2 separate regions of the Homo sapiens genome follow, and region 2 is linked to region 1. A link is a contact called in ENCODE Hi-C or POLR2A ChIA-PET data. All regions are on one chromosome and are shown on one strand. The core of a region is the stretch at or near the end of the contact, and the rest is flanking DNA. Distances in the headings are between cores, read along the strand shown. Region 1 overlaps MORC2 (MORC family CW-type zinc finger 2). Region 2 holds the start of SLC35E4 (solute carrier family 35 member E4).

Region 1 (7,385 bases), core at 1,300-3,799:
TAAATTGTAAGTCTGAATTCAATTACCTGCTTCTGTGGAAGTTGCGGATTTCTTTCCACAGAACCTCTTAGCCCCCCTTCTTTCAAGCCCTGGCCTCCATGTCTTACATAGGAAAGGAGATAAGAGTCCAGTCTGAGGCTGGGTAGTCCACAGAGCTGCCCTGATCTCCCACAATGAGGGGGCATAGACCTCACCAGAAACAGCTCTGCAGACATCTGAGCCACAAGGAGAATCGGCCAAATGTGTGTTTAGCTTACATAGTCAATTACTAAAATGATTTAAACTCAGAATATTCTGGATTCATTAGTCCTTCCTTCCAGCATAGCAGTAATCACTGGGGCTGTGTAGCAGCCACTCCCAAGACGAGACCCACAGCATCAGCTCTGTTTTCCTGTTCTCCATACACTCACCTGCTTTACTACCTGCCCAGGCTCTCTCTAGGTATCTGAGTCATAGTTTCTGACATAGAGTAACACATTTCTTCAAAAGGAAAATGAGCTCATAGCACATTCCACAAAATCACCACCAAATAGGAAACACCATGATCAGGGAAGCCCAAAATACTCCCCCTGATAAAACAATGTTCCATGGTAACACTCCCCCCAAAATGGAATTCAAGTGGCAGATCTAGAGGAGCTGCAAATCCAACTCTTAATTCCTGCCACTTGACAGTCTCATTCTCGGAAACAGTTGTTCTCTGAAGTGCTCTGAGATTTTGCTTCCTCTCACATTAAAGTTATCTACCTTAACCCCTCAACCAATTCATCCAGCCAGCTAACTGCATAACAATTAGGGGGAATGTGCTCCAATCCTGCAACCCCAAAGAGTCTAGCATTGCAAATAACCTACGAAAACCGCCTGGGCAGACTCAGGAAATGAGGACTGGTGATGCAGACCACGATGATGGGACCTACTTCATCAATGCCTTCTTCCTCATGAAACGTGCGAGACAGGAAGAGGCAGGTCATGGTGTCTTCCTTCTTGGTGAACAGGATAAAATCCTTCCCAATGCGCATTGAGCCCCTGAAAAGGAAACAGAAATGGGTGTTATTCTCCCAGGAGTCAAAAGCTCATCTGCAAAAGAAATCAATCCACTCTGGACATGATTGAAAGTGCCACTGGAGGGCTCTCCTAAAGGCCCCCCCAGGTCCCAGGACTGTGTGCTGAGTTCCACAGCCCTCGTTCCCTCTCCATCCCCCAACACTCCTTCCTCTGCTTTTCCACAGGCCTGTAACTCCTTAGTCTTTACTTACAACGTTCTCAACCACACCATACAGGGTTCTCTCACCACCCTTCTAGGGCGGGCTCACGGCAGACCACCAGCCCCAGGTTAGTCTCACTCCCCCCACAACGCTGAAGAGTAACCCTGCTGTCTTTGAGCTCTTGGTTCATCCCAGACGCATGAGAGGTGCTGTGCCCTCTGACTGTACCACCATCAGACTTTAGTAGCTGGTACCCTCAACACGTCATCTTCCATGCTGACCACCCCCAGTTCCCACCGTGTCCTTCCTCAGCTGACACAAACTCCCCTCCATTGACGAAACGGCAGCAGCACTGTTAAGTGAAAAGCCCAGTGCCTATACTCACAAGCCCGAGAAAACATCAGTATGAACCCAAGGCGCAGTAATACAGAGGGGCTAATAAAATATAATTCTTGACCACAGGATTCAAGGATGCCTGTAATTAGCTCATGTCCAATAACTGGAGCTATCTCCTGTCCCAGAAGTGTTTTGCCACCTCAAGCTCATTATGACACAGGCAGCTCCCTGCTTTTGGATGCAACTGGTTTCTGGGAACTGTGCCTTGAGGCTGATTTCCAAAAGGCAAAAGTCTGAATGGATTCAACTGCTTCCTTCCTCTGTTTGGCCACATTAAGCTGGCTAAGAAGCAGGCAGGGACAGGCCTTTCCAGGCAACGCAGGGCAGGGCAGAAGTGTGAAGCACCAGCAGGGGGACCGCCCTCTGAACAATGGGGCTGTTCAGCTCCTTTCTTCCAGCAGCTTCTGGAGCTTTATGGCTATTATCTCATTAGTCTTTATAACACCCCAGGGAGATGATGGAGGTGGAAAGCCTCATTACTCTCTTCTGTGTACCAATACAAACCAGACTGGCATGCCAAGCACACAAATGAATGTCATGCCCCATTTCCCCAAACACTCAGGAAAACTCCCAGGACACTATTCAAAGATACCCTGGGGGCTGCCAAGTCCTCGTTCTCCTCCTCCAGTACCCAAAGTGCTGGCAATGCTCCTTGCCCTGAAAATTTCACACACCACCTCCTCCTCCTTCCCTAAAGCGTATGGGGAGCAAGTAAGGCACGTTATCTTGCCTTCTGTCAAAGCATGCCCTTGCCCTAATTTGGCAAAAACTCTCACTTTGTGCCTCTATCTTCCTTCTGTCTTTGATTCTGACTTTAGCCTTTGAATAGCAAAAGCCCCAAATATCACTTCTCTAACTGGCTTCCTTGCTTCTCAGCCCTATTCTCCCCACAAATCACCTTCTCCTGAAACTTATTCAACTTCTGAATTGGTTTCAAGATGATTTTACTGTCTACTCTGAACACTAGATGGCTCCATCTCAATGGGACCTTCACAAAAGTCTTCCACTGAAATACGCTAATAACACTCTCAACTTCTATACGCTTTCCTTCCCAGTCTGCTAACCACTTTCAGAGTCACATTTCATTTGCTTCTGAACCTCACTCTATAAATGTCAGAGATTAGAACCCCATTTTCTAGAGTAAGAAACAGACATTCAGGGAGGTGAAATGGCTTGCCTGAGGCCATTAAGAAACAGACATTCAGAGAGGTGAAATGGCTTGCCTGAGGCCACAGAACTGACAGAACCAGGTAGGAGGAGGCTGATCTACAATCTAGATGAAAAGTCAGGGCTTCCCCTGATTCTAGGAGACTTCAGTTTTGGGGGATTTAGATAACCTGCATTAGAATCATATGATTACAGGTGATTCATTTCATCTGTGAAAAACACATTCCTAGCCCCTACCCAGATCCACTGAATCAGGCCAGCAATCTGCCATGGAAACATCAAAGGAGGAGAAATAAAGGCAGAAACCAGGCTCTCACAGCAATGATAGCATGTAATTCTTAACCTACTTGGTATGCATTATCATCTCAATTTACAAAGGAGGAAGCTGAGGCTTAGAGACGTAGTAGCGGAAGTGAGATTTGAACCTTAGCTTGTCATTTAAGTGAAATGCACAGCAGCTCCATTTTGCAGTCAGAAAGACCTGGTTCCTACCCTAGCGCTCTACACATAGGCATTTTTAATGCCTTTGGGAAAGTAACTTCACCCTTATAAACCTCAATTTCTTCATCTGAAAATAATAGTACCTACAACCTCACAGGGCTATCATGAGGATTAAATGAGATTATTCGTGTGCCTGGCACATGGTAAGTGTCTGTTATTACCATTTGGTTCCTGCCCTGAAAGACAAATCACAAAGTCCGGATACCAGGTCCTGATTTCTTCGGAAGTACTCTCTTTCTTCTCCATACACCCAAAGCACAACTGCACACAAGGCCCAACTGATGCTGCTGACTGATCAAACCACCACCCTCCCTCAAACAAAACAACACATTTCCACGACAAGACTGGAAACGTGACTCACAATTCCATTTGCACAAACTCCAATTCCACTAAATCTTATTCCATCCAAAGGTATGTACAGCTGGAAGTGAGCATTTCAGAAATAGAAACCTTTCTCTTGGGGCTTCACTCAAAACCAGAACAACACATTCCAAACACTAACCAACTGGGAACTAAGGCTAAGAAAAAGTCCCATGGGATTTGAAGACATTAGGTAGGTCCCTGCTATAAGGGCCTTGCAGTACATTCAGCATCCTCTGGGACGGAGGGCTCACATCTCTCTTCCTTACCCTGGATCCCCAGTGCCTGGCACAAAGCATGACATGCAGCAGGTGCTCAGGGAACACTGCTGCACAGTAAGGTGACCCCTTCATCATCTCAGATACATCCCAACACCACAAGAGAATCACTCACATCCTTGACTACAGGGTAAAAATAAGAATTTTCAACAGGAGAGGTGCAGTTCTAGAGCACTGTGCCAAGAGAAACGTACAGCCTCTCCTGCCCTGTTTTTGGATGTTCATACTTTTCAATCTGTGGAGTAAATTCAGCTGGGAACAGCTGGTAAGCTACTCCAGAAACCACCACTTTCTGACTTCTTCCAGTTCCAGAATTATAGTCAATAGAGGGACAAGGAGAAGGAAAGTTTTCATCCAAGAGAAGCAGGACAGCATTGCTGGATTTTGTTTGAGCCCTGTGACAAGCTTCTAATATACCTACGATTTTAACCCATTCCCGTACTGCCCAATCTGAGTAGACTCAGGTGTTCGCTTGGCCGACTTCCCAAACTGGATCACACTGGCAGCATCACCTGAAAGGGCAGACACAAGAGAAAGTGAAAAGTTTGCATTTCTTTCCCAGGGTCCTCAAAGTCAAAGGTCTGAGCCTTGTTAAATCCAAGCAGGGGTGTGTATCTGCTGAAAACCTCTCTCCAAGGAAATTCACCACCATGAAGCACATGGAGGCACAGCTTTGCCTGGCCTGTTGGTACCTCTATCACTGTGACCTATGTTCTATTCCCAGAATGTGGTAAGACAGCTAGCAGAGGCATCTGTAGGTCCAGCTCGAGAATGTTGTGCAAGCTGATAAATACAACGCCAAGAGACAGGTAATCTGATTGACTTAAGATTGCCTTTCAGATCCTATCTCCCATGTTAGGACAAGACCTGGCAAATACATTAGTAGAATTAAGCCTGAGATGTTGCAACAGACTTCTTACTCCCCAGGTGGATCTTCTAGACATAACATTGGAGGCAACAGAAAAACAAGTTCACACAATAAGTATTTTGTAAAAATGGTTACATCGCACCCCCCCACCCCCCAAAACAATAATCTCATCACTTACTTGGATCCATTCCTGCTCCATCATCCAAAAAGCAAAGCATAAATCCTCCTCGAAGGTCCTCTCGTCTTTCTGTAAAAGAAGCAGCTGCCATTACTGGGCCGTTACCCACCACAGGGTGGCAACATGCCTATGATCAGAAGGCAGATCAATGTGAAGCTTGGTCCAAAAAGGTCAGGTCAAGCCTAAACTTTCTACGCTGGTGTGAATTAAACTTCAGGGTCCTTGAGGTTGCAAATTCCCATCCAAGGTTCTCCAATGTTTTCTAGATCATGACAAAGCTTGGGAGAACCTTTGAAGGCAGGAATATCTGGTCCAGCATCTAATCATACCCACTACCACTGAATATGCACATACCTCACACATATCTCAATCATCCTATCCTTCTGCTCACTCCACCTGGATTACTATCACTTCTGCCCTATGCCATAGACCCCAAGCACTAAAGTACTCCAACTACCACACACTGTACTTTATCAATACTGCTCAAACTCAACAGGATGCCTCCTTTGTGAATTAAGTCTGGGGTATCCTTCAAAGTGATGAAACCAGACATGGTATGGGCACAGCAGTGGAAGCTGCTATCTAAAAGATGAAGTACTGTGTCTATACATGACCATCCCTAGGCTGACTGGCATTCTGGGCTATCTGCATTTACTGTCATATCCCCTGCTAGCTATGGTCCTTGAAAGGGCTCCCCATCCCAACAGTGAGAAGGCACATGGTACAACGTGGAGGTGCCTTGTTCCTAGCTGGACCTGCCTGATGGGAAGAAGGAATGGTCCTTTGACAATAAGATGCACAGCAGCTGTGGTGGGGTTTCCTGGCCAACAGAAAAGGAACACAACAAACTACGGCTGCCATTCTAGTGAAAAGAACGTCTTCTCTCAGCAGTTGTCTTCTGCAGCAGAAAGTGGTTAACTGAAAGTGGTCTGGGTCCAAGCATGTCATGGTCAATGGAGAAGCGATTCCCAAATATGGAAACAGGCTATACTAGCTTCCAAGGTGCCTTTTGACCCAATGATGAGGACTAGGTGAGCAAAAGAGAAACCAGCCTTGGAATCAAGGAAGTTGGTAGACACAAAGAAGAGAAGGATGTAAGGCAGAGGTATAGGGAGGAGACCCACACAAGCCAAGCAAGCCAACTTCCCATATAGATGCTATTCAGTCTACTGACTGGCACAGGGATAAAGGTAGCATTTCTAAGAGGAAAGAGGTCTGTGTAAGGTATTACAAGGGCAAGCCCAAGGCTGCTCTGCAGCCTGGTCCCTGATGATTTCGGAATCTCCCCCAAGCTTCAGTTAACCAATTTTGTACAACTATCTAAGCTGAGAAATCTGTTTTAAATGCTCTTTGTCCTTTCTTCAGGCTAAAAATTCAAGTGAGTAGGGACTGCCCTCTGTCAAATAGACTTATTAATGTAAATTAAAATGCTATTTTTTTTTTTTTTGAAATGGAGTCTCACTCTGTCGCCCAGGCTGGAGTGCAACGGCGTGATCTCGGCTCACTGCAACCTCTGCCTCCCAGGTTCAAGCGATTCTCCTGCCTCAGCCTCCAGAGTAGCTTCTGTAAGGCTATAAACCACAGAGATTTTCAAGTACCACTCAGTGTTCAGGAAGCTGAACATTAATTACAAGTGCTTCTTGAAAGTACAAGGGTGAGGATCTTCCTGGAAGTACTATTGGTTAGATAAAATCTCTCCTGGTGGCAGTGCCTCTAATCAGAGTCTGGGGAATCCAAATGAGACGTGGCAATCAAGAATAAGTACAATAAAAGTCCAAAAAGGCTTCAAAATTTCCATCTGGAGGAAGCCAAGTGTCATAAGGAGACTCAAACTGGGTCAGGTACAGAGAATGGTAAAAGCAGCATTCTAAACCTAGCCAAGAGCCATTTGCTGTACACTACAGCCGCAAAATGTGCATGAAGACTCTGCTTTGGGATCTAGAAATTGATTCAAGCCAAGCACCTCTGAAAAGTCCCCAAGGACTACTGGCATTCTTTGGACACTGCCTAAGAAGTTACTTTCTAGGCTCTTGTGTTAGGATAGAACTCTTAGGCTGCTTTAGCACACAATCATCACTTAACAGTGGGGCTGGTATCCTTTTCTGGCTCAAGGACTTCATTTCAAAGCTTTTTCGTGTAGTTTAAAGGGTAAGAGATGACACTGGGGGGATCCTCCTGGCTACATAGTAACTGACAGCCTATAAATGGCTAGTAGTGTCTAGGTCCATGGCCACATGCAATACTGCCTCAGGGCCAAGAAAGACTAAGACAGCATTGACTTCTTCAACTTTGTAAACAGACAGTGTGGTCTCTTCACCTTGTTCAAATGCTTATGCCAATCACTTGTTTATTTAATGACTACTTAGTGATCAGCTCTTCTGTGCCTGGTTATGATGAGGACAAGAGCAGTGAACAGTACATATGCGATCACTGTC
Region 2 (7,385 bases), core at 1,569-4,068, 310 kb before region 1:
GGATCACAAGGTCAGGAGATCGAGACCATCCTGGCTGACACGGTGAAACCCTGTCTCTACTAAAAATACAAAAAATTAGCCGGGCGTGGTGGCGTGAACCTGTAGTCCCAGCTACTCAGGAGGCTGAGGCAGGAGGATAGCATGAACCCAGGAGGCGGAGCTTGTAGTGAGCTGAGATCGTGCCACTGCACTCCAGCCTGGGCGACAGAGCGAGACTCTCTCAAAAAAAAAAAAAAATTTTTTTTTGAGGCAGGGTCTTTGTCACCCAGGCTGGAGTGCAGTGGTGCAATCTTAGCTCACTGCAGCCTCCATCTCCTGGGCTCAAGGGATCCTCCCTCCCAATCCCCTGAGTAGCTGGGACTACAGGCAGACACCACCATGCCAAGCTCATGTTTGTTTGTTTGTTTGTTTGTTTTTGAGATGCAGTCTTGCTCTTTCGTCCAGGCTGGAGTGCAGTAGTGCGATTTCTTCCAGGCTGGAGTGCAGTGGTGTGATTTTGGCTCACTGCAAGCTCTGCCTCCCGGGTTCAAGCGATTCCCCTGCCTCAGCCACCTGAGTAGCTGGGACTACAGGCGCCCACCGCCACACCCAGCTAATTTTTGTATTTTTAGTAGAGACGGGGTTTCACCATGTTGGCCAGGCTGTCTCCAACTCCTGACCTTAAGTGATCCGCCAGCCTCGGCCTCCTAAAGTGCTGGGATTACAGGCGTGAACCTCTTCGGCCAGCCTCCCAGCTTATTTTTGTATTTTCTGTAGACACGAGGCTTTGCCCTGTTGCCCAAGCTGGTCTCCAACTCCTGAGCTCAAGTGATCCTCATGCCTCAGCCTCCCAACGTGCTGGGACTACAGGCATGAGCCACTGTACCCAGACTATTGTTTTTTACTAAAGGAGACTTACTAGAAAACTGACAAAATCCAGGCTGGGCGTGGTGGTTTACGCCTGTAATCTCAGCACTTTGGGAGGCCAGGGTGGGTGGATCACCTGAGGTCAAGAGTTTGAGACCAACCTGACCAACATGGTGAAACCCTGTCTCTACTAAAAATACAAAAATTAGCCGGGTTTGGTGGCGCACGCCTGTAATCCCAGCTACTCGGGAGGCTGAGGTAGGAGAACCACCTGAACCTGGGAGGCAGAGGTTGCAGTGAGCTGAGATCGTGCCATTGCACTCCAGCCTGGGCAACAAGAGCGAAACTCGGTCTTGGAAAACAAACAAACAAAAAAACCTGACAAAATATCAAAGATAATTATAACCCTTAGGGGTCCCAGATTTCTCTTCCTCAGGAAATGGCAAGGGGGTGCGGGAGAGGGGCCATCCGCTTTGGCTGGCTTAGTTTCCTTTCCACAACCCTTTCTGGAGAAACACTAAATGCCACCATTTTTTGGTCCTTGGCCTGGAAATTTCCCTATCTGCACCCCCTGCGCTGTAGCTTAGGCTATTCAGCAGAGATCTGCAGGCTCCAGCGGGCGTCGGACTTACAGAGGCAAATGTGACCATGTAAATTCCCAGGCCCACCCGTGACAGAGAGCCTCTGATTCAGCAGGCCTCCTTTGAGGCTGGGGATTTTAAACCCGCGTCCTGTGATTGGGATGGGGATTGAGGGCTATATTCAGCGCCTGGCCACCAGAGGGCGCAGCGGGCTGGGTTCAGCGGTACCCCTTTGAGATCTTGTGTCTCAAGACAGGTTGCTGTCATCAAGGATTTGCTGGTTAGACAACAGGCAAGGGGTGAGCTGGGTCCTCTTGGGCAGGAGCCTAGTAGGAAGACCGACAACAGGAAAGAGGCTCACATCTGATACTGGGCACATGGCTGGGCCTTGGTCCTCGTGCTCCCGGACTTCAGAGCTCAGAGGGGCCAGGGCCTGGCCTAGCCTGGAATCTGGATGGACCTCTTCTGCCCTGGGGCGCGCCGTTTACCCAATCCTGACCTCAGAGAGCGTCTGTCGTTCTGGTGGGAAAACCGAGACCCAGACAGGAACAAGGGCTCAGTGGCAACCGCTCTGCCTCCCAGCCCAGGGCTCTGTCTTGCCGGGGCTGGGGCACAGGGTGGACCCCAGGAAGTTCTGCTATGAGTCAGCTTCGAGTGCTCAGGGGACCGGACAGAGGCTGCTGGCCGGGGAAGGATGCCGGCCGGCGGTACCTACTTCCGCAGCTGTGGGTATCCCTGCCTGGTGATTCAGCTTCCCTCTGAGGGTCCCCAGGGGGCGCCGCCCTGGACTGGGAGGCTGGGGAGGATGCTGGGGCTACGGAGGGGCGATGGAGGTGCCTTAAGGGACCCCGTAATCCAGCTCTGCTGGATGCTGAGGTCCCACGAGATAATTGTGGCCAGAGATCAGGTGGGCGTAAGACTGGTCCTAGGATGGGGGCTGTGGGCCCCTCCTCACTACCCTGCTTCTTGAAGATAGCCTGGGCGGCTGTGCGGGATACCCCAGTGTCTCCAGCAATGCGCGTTCATCTCCATGGAGGGCTCGCCTTGGCGCTGGGTGGGGAGCGACTTGGTCCCCCCTGGCGGCGAAGAGAGGCTGACCACGCCAGCTCGTGGGGGGGTCTACTGGGCAGATGCGCAGGCCCCGGGCGGAGGAGGGCTGATGGGGGAAATGCCAGGCCGATGGGGGAGGGGCTGTGAGCGGGAGGCGTTGGGGCGGGGCAAGACCGCCCTCCCGGTCCGGGGGCGGGGCTTGGCCTGGGGCGGGGCTTGGCTGGGGTGCTCAGCCCAATTTTCCGTGTAGGGAGCGGGCGGCGGCGGGGGAGGCAGAGGCGGAGGCGGAGTCAAGAGCGCACCGCCGCGCCCGCCGTGCCGGGCCTGAGCTGGAGCCGGGCGTGAGTCGCAGCAGGAGCCGCAGCCGGAGTCACAGCCGCAGCCAGAGCCGCAGCCAAAGCCTCAGAGAGCAGGAGTTGGAGCGCAGGCCCTGCTGGATCCGCGCCTAGCTCGCCGCCAGGCACCGGCCGGAGGACGGGCCGTGGTGTCAGCTCACTGCCCGGGCGCTGTGGGAGGCAGCGAGCCCGCGACCCCCCGGGCCGGGCACCGCCAGGCGCGGAGCCCAGATCGCCCCCCTGCCAGGCCTGGTCACGGCCAGAGCACGCAGGAGTTCCCAGGGTCTGGATCTGCGCGCACCCTAATGACCTGGGGACTGAAGAGAAAAAAGGAACGAGGATTTCATCTAAAAGCATAACGTGGGCACTAGGCGAGGAGGAAAGTGGAGACCACCTGGCACGGGGCAGAGGTGCCTGGAGCCCACGCTTGAGCATCGGAGACCCTGGCATCCTAGCAGCCGCGACCTTGGCTCTGCCCTGTCTGAGCTGGAAACACAGCTTAGCTTCTAGACATCGCTGGCACAGGCCTGGCACAAGTAAGCAGTGTCCTCACCTGTCTGAAACGGGACACGGGGTCGGAGGAACCAGGATCTAGCCTGGCCCCAAGCGGAACTCTCTGGTGGCCCAGAGGTCGTCACTGGGGAGCCCGCCTCCTGCCCTAGCCTCACTGGTGCGGATGTGCCGCTGCCCGCCGGAGCACCATGATGGCAGGATGACCTCAGCCGAAGTAGGAGCAGCAGCTGGTGGTGCTCAGGCGGCTGGGCCCCCCGAGTGGCCCCCTGGCAGCCCTCAGGCCCTCCGGCAGCCTGGCCGGGCCCGAGTGGCCATGGCAGCACTGGTGTGGCTGCTGGCGGGAGCCAGCATGTCAAGCCTCAACAAGTGGATCTTCACAGTGCACGGCTTTGGGCGGCCCCTGCTGCTGTCGGCCCTGCACATGCTGGTGGCAGCCCTGGCATGCCACCGGGGGGCACGGCGCCCCATGCCAGGCGGCACTCGCTGCCGAGTCCTACTGCTCAGTCTCACCTTTGGCACGTCCATGGCCTGCGGCAACGTGGGCCTAAGGGCTGTGCCCCTGGACCTGGCACAACTGGTTACTACCACCACACCTCTGTTCACCCTGGCCCTGTCGGCGCTGCTGCTGGGCCGCCGCCACCACCCACTTCAGTTGGCCGCCATGGGTCCGCTCTGCCTGGGGGCCGCCTGCAGCCTGGCTGGAGAGTTCCGGACACCCCCTACCGGCTGTGGCTTCCTGCTCGCAGCCACCTGCCTCCGCGGACTCAAGTCGGTTCAGCAAAGTAAGTGCCTGGGTGGCCAATTGAGAAGGTGGGGGTCCGGGTGGGTGCATGGCCTGGATGGCCCTGTGAGGGGTATGGCTGTTGTCCCATTTTACAAATGAGGAAACTGAGGTTCATGGCTGTGGAGGAAGCAGAACTGAGGCTCAGAGAGGGCCAACAGTTCAGTGAGTTCCAGGCCCCAGACTCAGGCTCTGGAGGCCCAACTCGTGTTTATTTGTTTATTTACTTATTTAGACAGGGTCTGGCTCTGTCACCCAGGCTGCATTGGTGAGATCTCAGCTCAATACAGCCTCCGCATCCTGGGTTCAAGTGATTCTTCTGCCTCAGCCTCCCAAGTAAGTGGGACTACAGGTGCACACCACCACGCTAAGCTAATTTTTGTATTTTTAGTAGAGACAGCATTTTACCATGTTGGCCAGGCTGATCTTGAACTCCTGACCTCCCAAGGTGCTAGGATTTCAAGCGTGAGCCACCCCACCTGGTCAGCTAATTTTTTTTTTTTATAGACACAGAGTCTTGCTATGTTGCCAAGGTAGGTCTTGAACTCCTGTCCTCAGCGATCTTCCCCCCTCAGCTTCCTGAAGTTCTGGAATTACAAACCAGTATTTAGTGATAGCCAGTGATCTGTGTTTGACTAGCCTTTTATCTCACTGTATTGTTCCCATTTGATAGATGAAGAGGCTTGCCCTGGGCCACGTGGCCAGTGAGCAGCAGAGGCAAGATCTAAACCCAGATAGTCAGACTCCATGCTTCCAAGAGATGTGGCCTGAGGCTTTGGACACAAAGGAAAGCCAGAAAGCATGGGCCAGGGAGAGAAAAGGAGGGTCTGGGATGAGCTGGGATTTGGAAGGTCAGGGGTCAGGTCTAAGTCTGGGGAGGGCTGTTGTTTACTGGGAGCTACAGTGTGACAGGCTTGGTGCTGAGTGTTGACCTTGAGTTGTCATGGCAACCACCAACTTTATCCCCATTTTACAGATGATGGGACTAAGACCCAGAGAAGTTCATGATTTGACAGGCTGGGCATGGTATCTCATGCCTGTAATCCCAGCACTTTGGGAGGCTGAGGTGGGAGGACTCTTGAGACCAGGAGTTCGAGACCACCCTGGCCAACATGGTGAAACCCTGTATCTATTAAAAATACAAAAATTGGGGCCGGGCGCGGTGTCTCATGCCTGTAATTCCAGCACTTTGGGAGGCTGAGGCGGGTGGATCATGAGGTCAGAAGTTCAAGAACAGACTAACCAAGGTGGTGAAACCCCATCTCTACTAAAAATACAAAAAAATTAACCGGGCGCCATGGCAGGTGTCTGTAATCCCAGCTACTCGGGAGGCTGAGGCAGGAGAATAGCTTGAACCCGGGTGGCAGAGGTTGCAGTGAGCCAAGATCGCCCCACTGCACTCCAGCCAAGGCGACAGAGTGAGACTCCATCTCAAAAAAAAAAAAAAAAAAAAAAAAATTGGGCCAGGCGCAGTGGCTCACAGCTGTAATCCCAGCACTTTGGGAGGCCGAGGCAAGTGGATCACCTGAGGTCAGGAGTTCGAGACCAGCCTGGCCAACATGGGGAAACCCTGTCTCTACTGAAAATACAAAAATTAGCTGAGCGTGATGGTGGGCGCCTGTAATCCCAGCTACTCAGGAGGCTGAGGTGAGAGAATCGCTTGAACCTGGGAGGCGGAGGTTGCAGTGAGCTGAGATCACGCTATTGCACTCCAGCCTGGGTAACAAGAGTGAAACTCTGTCTCAAAATTAGCCGGGCCAGGTGGCATGCACCTGTAATCCCAGCTACTGGGGAGGCTGAGGCATAAGAATTCCTTGAACCCGGGAGAAGGAGGTTGCAGTGAGCTGAGATTACACCACTGCACTCCAGCCTGGGCGACAGAATGAGACTCTGTCTCAAGAAAAAGAAAGAAGTTCAGCCCAGCGCAGTGGCTCACACCTGTAATCCCAGCACTTTGGGAGGCTGAGGTGTATTGGGGGAAATTCAGCCAGATATCGGGCGAAATTCACCCCTGATATTTCACGTAGGTTCTTTTCTGTATTACCTAAGTGTCAGCTGGTCTGAGAAATAAAGGGACAGAGTACAAAAGGGAGAAATTTTAAAGCTGGGTGTCCGGGGGAGACATCATATGTCGGCAGGTTCCGTGATGCCCCCTGAGCCATAAAACCAGCAAGTTTTGATTAGTGATTTTCAAAAGGGGAGGGAGTGTACCAATAGGATGTGGGTCACAGAGACCACGTGCTTCACAAGGTAATAGAATATCACAAGGCAAATGGAGGCAGGGCCAGATCACAGGACCATAGGACCGGGGTGAAATTAAAATTGCTAATGAAGTTTCGGGCACGCATTGTCATTGATAACATCTTATCAAGAGACAGGGTTTGAGAGCAGACAACCAGTCTGACCAAAATTTATTAGGCGGGAATTTCCTCGTCCTAATAAGCCTGGGAGCGCTATGGGAGACTGGGGCTTATTTCATCCCTACAGCTTCGACCATAAAAGATGGCCGCCCCCCAGAAGCAGCCATTTTAGAGGCCTACCCTCAGGGACGCATTCTCTTTCTCAAGGATGTCCCTTGCTGAGAAAAAGAATTCAGCAACATTTCTCCCATTTGCTTTTGAAAGAAGAGAAATATGGCTCTGTTCCACCCGGCTCACCGGCAGTCAGAGTTTAAGATTATCTCTCTTGTTCCCTGAACATTGCTGTTATCCTGTTCTTTCAAGGTGCCCAGATTTCATATTGTTCAAACACACATGCTCTACAATTTGTGCAGTTAACGCAATCATCACAGGGTCCTGAGGCGACATACAGCCTCCTCAGCTTACGAAGATGATGGGATTAAGAGATTAAAGATAGGCATAGGAAATCACAAGGGTATTGGTTGGAGAAGTGATAAGTGTCCATGAAATCTTCACAATTTATGTTCAGAGATTGCAGTAAAGACAGGCGTAAGAAATTACAAAAGTATTAATTTGGGAAACTAATAAATGTCCATGAAATCTTCACAATCCACGTTCTTCTGCAATGGCTTCAGCTGGTCCCTCCGTTTGGGGTCCCTGACTTCCCGCAACAGAGGTGGGAGGATCACGAGGTCAGGAGATCAAGACCATCCTGGCCAACGTGGTGAAACCCTGTCTACTAAAATTACAAAAATTAGCTGGGCGTGGTGGCGCCTGCCTGTAATCCCCCCTACTCGGGAACCTGAGGCAGGAGAATCACTTGAACCCAGGAGGCAGAGGTTGCAGTGAGCCGAGATCACGCCACTGCACTCCAGCCTAG

What was found. Hi-C counts contacts between places; a loop is a spot of excess contacts on that map. ChIA-PET counts read pairs that join two places held with the same protein, here RNA polymerase II (POLR2A). Pooled maps may share reads with other maps.
Region 2: a pooled map shows a loop between it and region 1 (2.0-fold over the local background). The contact joins the promoter of SLC35E4 here to the enhancer-like site in region 1. A Hi-C loop is called at or near these places in 1 of 168 maps with a recorded cell type or tissue (naive thymus-derived CD4-positive, alpha-beta T cell) and 6 of 50 pooled maps. POLR2A ChIA-PET finds 5 or more read pairs at or near these places in 8 of 52 experiments (CD4-positive, alpha-beta memory T cell, CD8-positive, alpha-beta T cell, Caco-2 and 5 more).

Annotation. Positions count from the first base shown.
Region 1 is chr22:30,945,427-30,952,811 of GRCh38, forward strand. MORC2 (MORC family CW-type zinc finger 2) reads right to left here. Exons shown (of 26, transcript NM_001303256.3): 4 at 4,951-5,019; 5 at 4,326-4,416; 6 at 915-1,023. Among named protein-coding and RNA genes, the nearest start is that of MORC2, 20 kb to the right of the region's middle. Within about 2 kb of position 2,550, at least 9 of the 41 ENCODE cell types and tissues checked have a DNase peak (open chromatin) inside an H3K27ac peak, as active enhancers do.
Region 2 is chr22:30,632,963-30,640,347 of GRCh38, forward strand. SLC35E4 (solute carrier family 35 member E4) reads left to right here and starts at 2,819. Exons shown (of 2, transcript NM_001001479.4): 1 at 2,819-4,107. The coding sequence starts at 3,489. RefSeq lists an enhancer at 1,541-2,245 and a silencer at 2,577-3,026.